2 separate regions of the Mus musculus genome follow, and region 2 is linked to region 1. The links are chromatin contacts, found by Hi-C or POLR2A ChIA-PET in ENCODE. All regions are on one chromosome and are shown on one strand. The core of a region is the stretch at or near the end of the contact, and the rest is flanking DNA. Distances in the headings are between cores, read along the strand shown. Region 1 holds the start of Mis18a (MIS18 kinetochore protein A). Region 2 holds the start of Sod1 (superoxide dismutase 1, soluble).

Evidence for each region. A loop is a pair of places that touch in the nucleus more often than their neighbours do. ChIA-PET counts read pairs that join two places held with the same protein, here RNA polymerase II (POLR2A).
Region 2: a map of heart shows a loop between it and region 1 (2.5-fold over the local background). The contact joins the promoter of Sod1 here to the promoter of Mis18a in region 1. A Hi-C loop is called at or near these places in 1 of 37 maps with a recorded cell type or tissue (heart). POLR2A ChIA-PET finds 5 or more read pairs at or near these places in 1 of 5 experiments (Patski).

Annotation. Positions count from the first base shown.
Region 1 is chr16:90,722,931-90,728,742 of GRCm38, forward strand. It overlaps Mis18a (MIS18 kinetochore protein A), which reads right to left and starts at 4,441. Exons shown (of 5, transcript NM_025642.1): 1 at 4,096-4,441; 2 at 3,363-3,429. The coding sequence starts at 4,342. Gm17518 (a long non-coding RNA gene) reads left to right here and starts at 4,490. Exons shown (of 2, transcript XR_876238.3): 1 at 4,490-4,741; 2 at 5,390-5,812.
Region 2 is chr16:90,217,587-90,223,692 of GRCm38, forward strand. It overlaps Sod1 (superoxide dismutase 1, soluble), which reads left to right and starts at 3,176. Exons shown (of 5, transcript NM_011434.2): 1 at 3,176-3,343; 2 at 5,194-5,290. The coding sequence starts at 3,272.

The DNA of each region.
Region 1 (5,812 bases), core at 3,191-5,690:
CAGGAGCAGGCAGTGGGTTTGCAGACTTTCAGACAAAAGTTCTGCACAGTTGGGTGATGCCCCATGGCAAGAACAACTGCACAAGCCCGGTGGGGAGTATTCACCATGAATCAGCTTGGTCTCCTGGTCCTCTGCCCCAACCATCCAGGTGCTGGGACTGTAGATGTGTGTCACCATGACCAGTTAGTTACCTCAGTCGCTGACATGCATCTGCCATGTCCATGCTAGACCTGTCCTGTTTCCTTACACTGTACTTTGACATAAACACTTTACTATCAACTAGAGACGTGTCAATACAGGCGATTAACGGCATTTTACTGAAGTTTCTGTTATTTCTCTGCGTAACTGTTTCTCCAGTCTTCTTGGCTCCTGTTCCACGGATCTGGCTCTCCCTCTGTGCCCGCTCACATCTTTAAACTGTCCGCACAGTCCAATGTCTCCCAAAAGCCCTTGCAAATTAATGTACCTAAATTACCATTCTACAGTCCCAACATTTACCAAATGCTTACTGGATTTTTAGATCTACTCTTTTTTGTTTGTTTGTTTTTTGGTTTTTCGAGACAGGGTTTCTCTGTGTAGCCTTGGCTGTCCTAGAACTCACTTTGTAGACCAGGCTGGCCTCGAACTCAGAAATCTGCCTGCCTCTGCCTCCCGAGTGCTGGGATTAAAGGCGTGCGCCACCACGCCCGGCTAGATCTACTCTTAATTAAAGTACTGGAATGTACACGACAATGGGTTATTACTTCAAAGTATTTTAATTCCTCCTTCACATGGGACCTGTTACCACTAAGTGTCTGTTCTTGACATCATACCAAAGGGAGCCACTGAAGAGCCAGGCAAGGCAAGACAGACATGGAGATGCTTTCTAATTATCACAACAACATATGGAACAAAGGTCAAAACATCACCACCAGGTAAAATTTCACTAGTGATAGAACTGGTTAAGCTATCTGCCACTCATTCGGTATTGTTTCCATGGTGTGTTTAAAAGACTTCCCATAAGATATGTCGATATATCTTGGGGTTGAGGGACTGGGTGAGAGCCTAAAAGCAGCACTACTCTTGCAGAGCACCTGAGTTGTTCCCAGAATCTACACAGCAGCTCACAGGGTTATTGGGCTTACACTTCCATATTGTAGTCCATCGGTGAAGGAAGTCAGGACACAAACGCAAAGGGGGCAGGAACCTGGAGGCAGGAGCTGATGCAGAGGCCATGGAGGGGTGCTGCTTACTAGCTTGTTCAGCCCGCTTTCTTACAGTACGCAGGGCCATCAGCCCAGGAGTGGCCCCACCCACAATGGGCTGGCCCCTCCCACAATGGGCTGGGCCTCCCCATGGATCACTAGTGAGGAAAAGGCTTTCCAGGCTTGCCTACAGCTCAACCTTATGGAGGCTCTTCCTCACTGAGGTTCCCTCCTCCTCTTCAGATAGAGCTAAACTAACATAGAACTAGGCAGGATAGGTTCTTTATCATAGTCCACACTAATCCAGACCCTAGAACACCCTTGGGGAACAGTAGGGAGTAAGCGGCCACTATCATTGGGCCCAATTCAGCTTATCATTGAACAAGACTTGAGAAGCAACACGAGGCACTATAAAGCAGCTTTAAACAAGAACTGGCTCAATTGTAAGACCCTCCTCGGTAAAGGACAGAAATCAGGAAAACAGAGATAGTACTGCTAGCTCTATAGGCGGCTTCTGAAGCCCATCCCATGCCTTCGTTGACCACTATAATGACTTAGCCAGATGTTCAGTAGAAAGGACCTTCTGAAAAACGTAAAAGCATCCCAAAGCAACACAGTATTTCACAGGGCCCTGGTGAAACAAACCCAAGACAATTTAAGGCAATACAAACAACGGGTTGAGGCCATGCAAGCAAAGAGCTCAAGTAACCCCAGATCACTGACAGGGAAAGGCGGCTCCTTCTCAAATCTCTACCAATCTGAAGCCTGGTCAGTGGGAACACAGTCAGTGCAGAAGAGTGGACCTGCTACACAGACCTGACACACATGGAAAAGGAGCTGACATTAAAAGACTCAAGACGGGAAGCAGAACACCTCAGAGGGAGGAAGGCAATGCCCCGATCCCTGTAAGACTTACTGTAATCAGTGCTCTAGCCGAGGGGAAGCTAATTCCTTGGGCTCGTAGCCTTTGGCCACAAAATAAAATATCACCTAAAGTTGAGATTTGGAGAGATGGCTCAATGGTTAAGAGCACTGGCTGCTCTTGTAGAGAGAGAGCCAAGTTCAACTCCCAGTACCCACAGTGCAGCTCACAACTGTCTGTAACTCCCAGTTCCAGAGGATCCAATGCCCTCTTCTGACCTTCCTAGGCACCAGGCACACACATGGTGAACATACATACATACTTGCAAAATACTCATACATAGAAAATAATAAATTTAAAAATATATGAAATTGAGATTTCCAAGCTTGAAATCAGCTACTTGCCAACAACATAATCTGTCACACCCATATCATCTTTATCAATGTCAATGCAATTTCCCTGCCAGTTTCTATAACACTTATATTCGAATATTACTAAAACCATTATTAAAACCTTCAAGTCAGTCCCACCTCTTGATTCTCTGATTGAGGTACTACCTGAACTAGTTTCTACACCTCAGCAAGACACGGCTCCTCTCTGGGGTAGCAAACATAAAAGGCAGAGCTTTCTACTCAGTCTGCTGAGGACAGCACTTGCCAACACTAGTTAGTAGTCAGCCGTGACAAGTTATCTGTCCCCTCGGCCCCAGCACATGGAACCTGGGACTAGTGACTTACAGCCACAGATGGCCTGTCTGCGTAGCCCAGTCAGCTGTGGGTGTGGGCTCTGTATTAGTATTTTCTGTCTGCCAGTACAAGGAAGAGACAGGCAGCACTGGGACAGGAATAGGACACTTTCAACTTGGAGATTTTAAGATAGATATTTTCTGCTTTACTTTCCATTTTCTTTGGCACCAAACTCAGAGCCCTAAAAATCAGTGTTAAATACACTTTCAGAATCTTAGAAACTCCCACTTTCCGATCTTAAGGGGCTATCACCATCAAATAATGGATCCTTTCTTCTTTTCAATGCATTCAATTACCATGAAAAGTTATATCTCAAGCAATCTCACAGAACGGTCGGTAGAAGATTTTTCCTTAAAATTAAAGTTTTCAGCCGGGCGTGGTGGCGCACGCCTTTAATCCCAGCACTCGGGAGGCAGAGGCAGGCTGATTTCTGAGTTCGAGGCCAGCCTGGTCTACAAAGTGAGTTCCAGGACAGGCAGGGCTATACAGAGAAACCCTGTCTCGAAAAACCAAAAATAAATAAATAAAATAAAATTTTCTCTCACATATTCACATAAATATCTTACTTACCAACCGTCTTCATCTCTGCACTTGGACAGTTTCGGTTCCTTATCCACAGAGACGTTACAGGAGACGCCTGGAAAGAGAGTCGCAACACTTTGTTAGTGTGGTTTGTTGTTACACACCTGCAGACAGGAACTTTTAACTCAACTTTAACTTGTATTTTAGAGGACTAGGGGAAAAAAAGAGCCCAAAGACTGGTGGGAAGTGGGGTACTCCCGTGGTTCAGCACTAAAGGGATGGGGGCCTTCTGGGAGAAGAGGTGGAACAAGGATTACTTCACATCCTTTTCTGAAAACCAGTGGGGTTAAGAGATAAACAAAATGACCCAGCGAAGAGCATTGGGACTCACCCAGTAAAGACATCGCCTACTCTGTGGCCATATACCATACACTTATTTAATCGTCCCCGTTATCCCATCATTATCCCTCGTTTTGGAGACGAGAAACTTGAGGCACAAGCAGTTGAACAGACTGCCCAAGGACACTAAGCTAAGTCCCCAAAGCAGCTGACAGAGTCCGTCAGATGTGAAAACACTCCCCTGAAGGAAGCACCTTCCTAAAACGTCAGGATGACGCTCAACCGCTGCCCTTGGGGGGCATGGAAGACCCAGGAAAAAACTTGTCACTCGTGAGCCACCCACAGGGACGCCTCTCCTGCGGTTTGCTGGGACAGCTCTCGTCCCCACCCCAGCCCCCGCAGCCCCAGGAAACCCCGACGCAGGAGGGCGGCCCGAACTGACTGCGCAACAGGATGCAGTTGGTGTCCTCCTGGCTGGCCACCCAGGTGAGCGAGTCGCCCAGTGGCCGGCGACAGCGGGCACAAAGGAACACCAGCGGGTTCTCCGCCGCGGCCGCCTTCTCCTCAGGCCGTTCCTTCTCTAGCCCTAACGCGTCTGCGCTCGACATGTTTGCCCACTTCTGCAGCCGCAGGTAGCGGCTCGAGTCTTCCGACAGACGCTTCTCCAGCAGGGGGGACTCGCTCGACATAGCCAGGCGGTTTTAACCACAAGCGGTCAAGGAACATCCCAGAGACCAGGAAGCAGCCATGACATACGAATTTGCCGCGCCCCGGAACCTCACGGGAATAATACCTCTGCGCATGCGCAAGGTGCAAGAGGCGGGGCACCGCCCGAAGGGGTGGGACCTGAAGAAGGGCCCGACTGCATCGAAGGCGCATGCTCGCCATCTGACCGGCGCGCGAGCCGCGCTCACTGCGCTTGCGTCCTGCGGTCTTCCTGAGCGAAAGCTGGTGAACTGGGGTGCTGGGGTGCTATCTGCGGGCATTTCAGCTCCTTCCGCCGCTGCTGAGAAAGTTGAAGGCTTCGAATTAAATGAGTAGCAGCTCACCTAGTTCCTCCACACTGTTAGCGGGCATGCCCGTGCTGGGTAAGCAGACCCATCTTCACGGAGCCGAAAGTGGACCCAGGAATTCCAAGCGGTGTACTGCAAGTCACATCTCTGATTCTAGCCCGTCTGCTCCCGGAGACCCGCTTTCCTACATCTAGAAAAAAACAGGGGTCTGTGGCGAGCCAAAGACGCCCCCTGCCTCAAGGACCCAGCGTTACTGAGACTAGCACTGCAAGGAAAAAATATGAGAAGCTGGAGGGGACAGCATCGCTGTGGCTACAGAGTGGGCGTGTGTCTGGGTCAGAGTATGGTTCACCCTACTCCAGGGCGGGAAGGACGGTCAGTCTAAAGAAAGTCAGCTTTTGATTTCAAAGACCACAGGCTAGAGGGAAGGCGCGCCACCACGAACAGCCTGGATGCATCAGTAAGAAACAACACGCAAAGACCACCATATCCCCCTCCCCCCCCCCCCCCCCCCCAGTCACACTACCCAGTTCGCTTCACTAAACTACATCACACTTACCACCTATTTTCGTATCTCTGGCCACTAGCAAAAAGTTTCAAATCCTAAGTCGTTGACCTGACCGAGGTGGTACCAGGCTGGAAACTAGAAAGGCTATTTTGCCTTCTCTGAATATGATTTTGACTTTCTGTTTTTTGAATCTTTTTTTTTTTTTTTTTGTCCAGGCTGCCCAGGAATTCATTATGTAGCTCACCCACAGTGATCCTCCTGCTTCAGCCTCCCACATGCTAGGATAACAGCCCAGCCCAGAGGCAAAGAAATGACTCCTTTTGGAACCTATTTCAACAAGTCCCTGAGGCGTATCGACCTTTAACCGCCAGGAATCCTGTGGTCCTGCTTGAGGTGTGCCAAGACGGAACGGAGCAAAGAATACCATAAACCAACAGACTTTGCAAATACACTGGAAGGTACACCAATAGGCAGATTACAGCAAAGCAGTGGGACCCTGCTGTAGACCCTGATGCTACCTGGCCATACTCTTAGCATTTTGGTTATAAGCTGGGGAATCTGTTTGTACACATTAAAGTATTTAACTAATAGTCAGAAGGATATGGCCACATACAAGGGAGGGGAGTAAATGACCACGG
Region 2 (6,106 bases), core at 1,926-4,425, 510 kb before region 1:
TCCAACCCTAACTTCCTGGAACCCAAAGAAAGTCTGGCTTTGGACAAAGGCCCTTTGGCTGGGATTTGTGCTTATGTAACTCTTCAGTATACATGCAAGTTATCTGGAGAATACTAGTGAGAATAGCATCATAGTCACAGAATATATATATGTAAAATAATCCTTTTACCTTACAATGGTTTAGTATAGTTTTTTTTTGTTTTTGGTTTTGTTTTGTTTTTCTGAGACAGGGTTTCTCTGTGTAGCCCTGACTGTCCTGGAACTCACTCTGTAGACCAGGCCAGCCTGGAACTCAGAAATCTGCCTGCCTCTACCTCCCAAGTGCTGAGATTAAAGGCGTGCGCCACCCCTGCCTGGTGGTTTAGTATAGTTTTAAGCGTGACCATTAAGGGGCAGGGTGTGTATCTGAAGGATGACTGAGGCATGCCTGGAGTGCCTCAGGAGAAAATGTGAACTGTGTATCTCTCACAGAAGATGAATCAGCAGGGCTAGCTGTGTGCCTGTTTCCTTCAGCTGCCTTTAGAGTAGTAGCTGTGACTTCTACTCCCAGGCCCTCACAGCAACTAACATTTACCTGTGGTAGGAGGGGACAGCTCGTGAGGCCCCACCCTCTCTGAAGCTATACACGTGGCTGGCAGTTGCTGAGAGGCTCTTCTGCTGTGTAGTGTCTGGGTCCACCCATGCTCCTGTAAGTAACCCAAATAAACTGGTTTGTTCACCACACTGGATTTGGGCAGAATTACTGTTTCTTCGGTTTGCTAGGGACTCTTTCTATTTGTGGTAAACAGAAAAAAGACTCCGCAGGAATAGTCCTAGAGCAGAGACCAGGGACCTACATAAATAAGCGTACCCCATCCCTAGGGGCCAAATCAGCTTCTCCTCTTGTTTCTCCGGCCTGGAGTTAGGTTTCAATATTCTAAGCCCTGCCTCCTGAGTGTAGCAGAACATGAGGATGTATGCATGAGCTCTTGGGAGACCACAGAGATTTCAACCTTAAGAAGACACCATGTTCTTTTTAGTTAAGAATTTCCCTTCTCAGCCGGGCAGTGGTGGTACATACCTTTAATCCCAGCACTTGGGAGGTAGAGACAGGCAGATTTCTAAGTTTGAGGCCAGCCTGGTCTACAGAGTGAGTTCCAGGACAGTCAGGGCTACACAGAGAAACCCTGTCTCGAAAAAAAAAAAAAAATCCCTTTCTCTGGCTATAAGGATGGCTCAGTGGTTAAGAGCACTGACTGCTCTGCCAGAGGTCCTGAGTTCAAGTCCCAGCAACCATCTGTAATGGGAAATAATGCACTCTTCTAGTGTGTGTCTGAAGACAGCTGTAGTGTACTCATATAAATAAAAAATAAATCCTAAAAAAAAAAAGAATTCCCTTCCTCTTATTGATACCCTTTCTTGTCTCTAGGGACCCCCCATATATCTTTCTAGACATTTCTGAGAACTCATGTAAATACATGCTGAGCCCCCTCTTTGTAGTTTGTAACCTTTGCTCATTCCATACCATTTTAACAAATATTTTCCTTGAAACACTATTTCTCACCCATTGCATGGAGGTATCACATAGGACTTTATCAGGCATCCTGTTCTCCAGTGTGTGGCTTAGAGCCAGTGGAATGCACGGCGTGTCCGAGAACCACTTCACACAGGGAAGAGAATACAGATTTTTACTCAGCAAGTAACACCAGCTGGGAATGGTGGGGCAGACAAGCAATCCTAGTTACTAGGGATGCTGAGGCAGGAGGATCTTAAATTCAAGTTTAGTCCCTATCTCAAAAATTAAAAAAGAACCCCTCTAACCCCAGCAACTGAGAGGCAGAGGCCAGGGAGATCTCTGTGAGTTCAAGGTCAGCCTGTCTGTTCTACACAATGAGTTCCATGAGAGCCAAAGGTACACAGTGTGATATTTTTAAAAAGGTATGTGTGTCTTTTTTTTTTTCAAATTTTTATTATTTTCTTCATTTACATTTCAAATGCTATCTGGGGAGTCCCCTATACCACGCCCCCCTGCTCCCCTCCCCACCCACTCCCACTTCTTGGCCCTGGCATTCCACTGTACTGAGGCATATAAATTTGCAAGACCAAGGGCCTCTCCTCCCAGTGATTGTCGAGTTGGCCATCTTCTGCTACATATGCAGCTAGAAACACGAGCTCCGGAGGTACTGGGTAGTTCATATTGTTGTTCCACCTATAGGGTTGTAGACCCCTTCAGCTCCTTGGGTACTTTCTCTAGCTCCTCCATTAGGGGCCCTGTGTTCCATCCAATAGATGACTGTGAACATCCACTTCTGTATTTGCCAGGCACTGGCAAAGCCTTACACGAGACAGCTATATCAGGGTCCTTTCAGCAAAATCTTGCTGGCATACGCAATAGTGTCTGCATTTGGTGGCTGATTATGGCACGGATCTCCAGGTGGGGCAGTCTCTGGATGGTCCATCCTTTTGTCTCAGCTCCAAACTGTGTCTCTGTAACTCCGTCCATGGGTATTTTGTTCGTTATTTTAAGGAGGAATGAAGTATCCACACGTTGGTCTTCCTTCCTCTTGATTTTCTTGTGTTTTGCGTGTGTGTGTGTGTGTGTGTGTGTGTGTGTGTGTCTTAACTGGCAGAGCACTTGTCTGTCATGCAGGGGGCGGGGTGGGGGGTGGGGACTGTCTAATCTCCAGCTCTAGTAACAAAAATAAAAGAAGTAAAAAATAAGTAAGAAACGGGGGTGTGTCTAGAGATAGAACATGGGCTTTACACATTTTAGACATCATGAGAAAATAAAGCTGGAAATGACACTGGGCATCCATCTTGGCGCATCTCAACTTTCACACTGCAACCGAGGCGCGCTGTGCAAAGTCAGTGACAATCCGCATTTCCAGACACAGTGGGTTCAGACCTTCCAGGCGCGCACGCGGGCCTCGTGTTCTCGGTTTCCGCGGCGACTCGGCCGACGTCACAGTTAGAAGACAATAGCGACTTTCCCCGCTCAGGCTCCTCGGGAACTTTCTCAGTCCGCACGCTCCAGGAGCCGGAGCTACCCTCCGCCCCGCCCCCAGCGTGCCCCGCGGCCAGGGAGCTCCACGAAGGGCGGGCGGAGGCCGCGGGTAGCGATTGGTTCCGTGCCAAGGTGGGCGTGGTCAGACTCAGGCCTATAAAAGCTCCGTGGCGCCAGGGCCTCGTTTTTTTGCGCGGTCCTTTCCTGCGGCGCCTTCCGTCCGTCGGCTTCTCGTCTTGCTCTCTCTGGTCCCTCCGGAGGAGGCCGCCGCGCGTCTCCCGGGGAAGCATGGCGATGAAAGCGGTGTGCGTGCTGAAGGGCGACGGTCCGGTGCAGGGAACCATCCACTTCGAGCAGAAGGCAAGGCCCGGGGCGCGGGGCGCAGGCCGCGGTGACGCGGCGCACCTGTGCGGGAGCACGCCACGCCCCCGCCACGGCCTGAGCCCGCTAAGTGCTGAGTCACCGTGGCCTGGGGCAGGGGCTGGGCGCCGGGAAGCGAGGCCCGGGGCGCCGCGGGGCCTTCCGGGCGGGCGGGGGCCTCCCCGCGCCCCGGAGCGGCTGGGCCTGCCCGGGAGAGCCGGCTTGGCATCCGTTATCCTTCTGGGGCTGCTGCTTTTCCGGTGTCCGTGTCCCACAGGCTCAGAGCCCCGTGGCCACCGGCTGCGATTGTTGTAAGAATATTTGAACCCGGTGGTGCCAGACCGGACTAAGGCCGCAGGACGCGTTTGCGGCACTTTAAAGCAAAGTCCTGGGCTGTTCTGTACTAGGTCAGGGTCGTGTCGCAAGGCGGAAAGAAAGAGATGGCCTTGGACAGCCGTCCCTTGCTTTGCACTCCAGAGAGAGACCCGGCTGTGGGTTTTTTCTACCACAGCGAGTTTCTGAGCACATTTTGGAAAAGTACATAGAGATATTTTCGAAAATACTGTGACCCTGCAAAAACACATGCGTCACAGGGAAGATGTGTGTGGTAAGGTTGTGTCCAGAGCCTTAGGGAGGTTACCGTTGTTGTATTCACCTTAATCCCGAGAGAATATTTGATAAATGAGCGTTATGTGCTCTCTGAAGTGGTGGACATACGTGTGAGAAGGCAGACACCATAGTGAATCCCAAGTGTTTGGTTTACGACGAGAACTGATAACGGCAATTTAGAGTTTTTCGTAACTAGCCTCGTTTCCAGCAGTTTCTTGGCATTGAAATGCGTTTTGTTGTTTTCCTGTGGAAGTTTTTTGTTTTTGTCTTTTTCTCCTCCCCACGTAATTCACTGTGAGAAAGACGAAGTTCGGCTGGGTCTTACCCCTGTGTGTGGGTTTCTGTCATCTTCCACCATGCCATGCCAGAGCAGCTCGCACTATTTTTGTGACGCTGCAAACTACACATCGCTGGTGCCCTTTGTACCCAATGAAACGATAGTTAAGCATTCCAGATTGGCAGTTGTAATCAAAGCTGGTTGATTTAACCTGTTGCCAACTTTTCAGAATCAGATTTTTCTACCCAAAGTTCATATTCCCTTATTCTGTTGCAAAAGTTGGACATTTAAAAAAAAAAAAACCTAAAAAATGATTGTCCTTGCTTGTTGGTCGGTTGCTCTTACATTTTCTCCCTATTGCTACACTTTCTGGAGCAGTACTAATTTGAATTTTGGGTGTTCTTTTCTTTTTTGTTAAGTGGCAAATTTTCTAGATTTGGATAGCTAATGAGATTTTTTTTTTAAGGTAGCTCTGGTTAGACCCAAATGGATCTCCACAGGCAGTAGGACAAAGGCATTTTCTGACCACTAAATAAAAATAGGGGAACTGATAAAATCACTGAATGTGGAGAACAGGGTTCTCGGCAGCCAGTGTTCTGTAAGAGTCAAGTCTGACAGTGCAGTAGCCATCTCTTCCCCAGGCCTGGCATTCAGTAGCCCCTGTTTGTTCCACCTGGTGCTTTCTAAATGCTGTTCAGTCCAGGTGCCTGCACACATGGCATCTGGCAGCAAGTGTTAGGAGAAGTGTGACAGGGAGAGAGAGGCCTAGAGCTGAGCGTCTCCAGAGCCACCCTGTAGGAAGTGGGTCTACTTGGATCTGAACATAGGTTTGATTTTCACTGTTGTGTGTTTTGACTTGAGCTTTTTACTGTGCTTGGTTAGGGTGTAACCCAGCAACAGCCCTGGTGCAGGAGTATTTACACTCAAACTTGATGTCTTCATTTTTGTATTTTTTTAAATCAAGGCAAGCGGTGAACCAGTTGTGTTGTCAGGACAAATTACAGGATTAACTGAAGGCCAGCATGGGTTCCACGTCCATCAGTATGGGGACAATACACAAGGTAGGTCCTAGGCTGGCTAGTGACCAGTGATGGAAAGGAACTGAGTCAGGACCCAATTACTAACCATTTAAAACTATCTCGTTTGTTTTCTTTTTCTTTTAGATAAAGTTAAAATGACCACTTAGGTCAACCTTGGAAAGTAGCCACAAAAGTATTTTATTTAGTATCAAGTATTGCTTGCTTCCTTAAGTGTGGGAAGGTAAAGAAGGTGATTTTTCTTCATTGTAATTATAATTAAGCAGCACCTTGCTTATTCTGGGTGTTTATTGGGTGCTTATTTGGGTGTTTGGAGCTGGGCGTTGAGGATGGATGCATTAGGCAGAGTGTCTAAGGACAACCATGCCTTAGCATGAGAGGCATAGCGGGACAGAAGTGACAAAAACTGAAGATTCAATATAAATGCTTAAGTAAGATTTATTTTCTCTATTTGGGATTAGAATCAAGTCAGTAAAAAGTAGTGGCTTAAATTGCAGTTAGTGAACTTTTACCATATTGGAGTAATGATCTGAATTTGCTTACCGTCATTTAAGAGCCTCATCCATGTTGCGAGAGCCTTTTCCTTTCCTCTCCTTCTCCCCTGCCTTCTTCCCTTCTCCACATAGCCCACGGTGGCCTGGAATTTAGTCTTGTGTGTGCTGTGTTAAAGGCATGTACCATCAACCTGTGTGCTATGTGCCATAATTTGTTCTACAGTTACTTAGGATTGGGTTTGACCCATTTGATAATTACTAAAGTTACCCCGAGTTGCCTCTGGCCTGGTAGCTTTGATTTGTTAAGCTCCTTCCAGAATCCTGCCCAGTTCCTATTTTCTTGGTC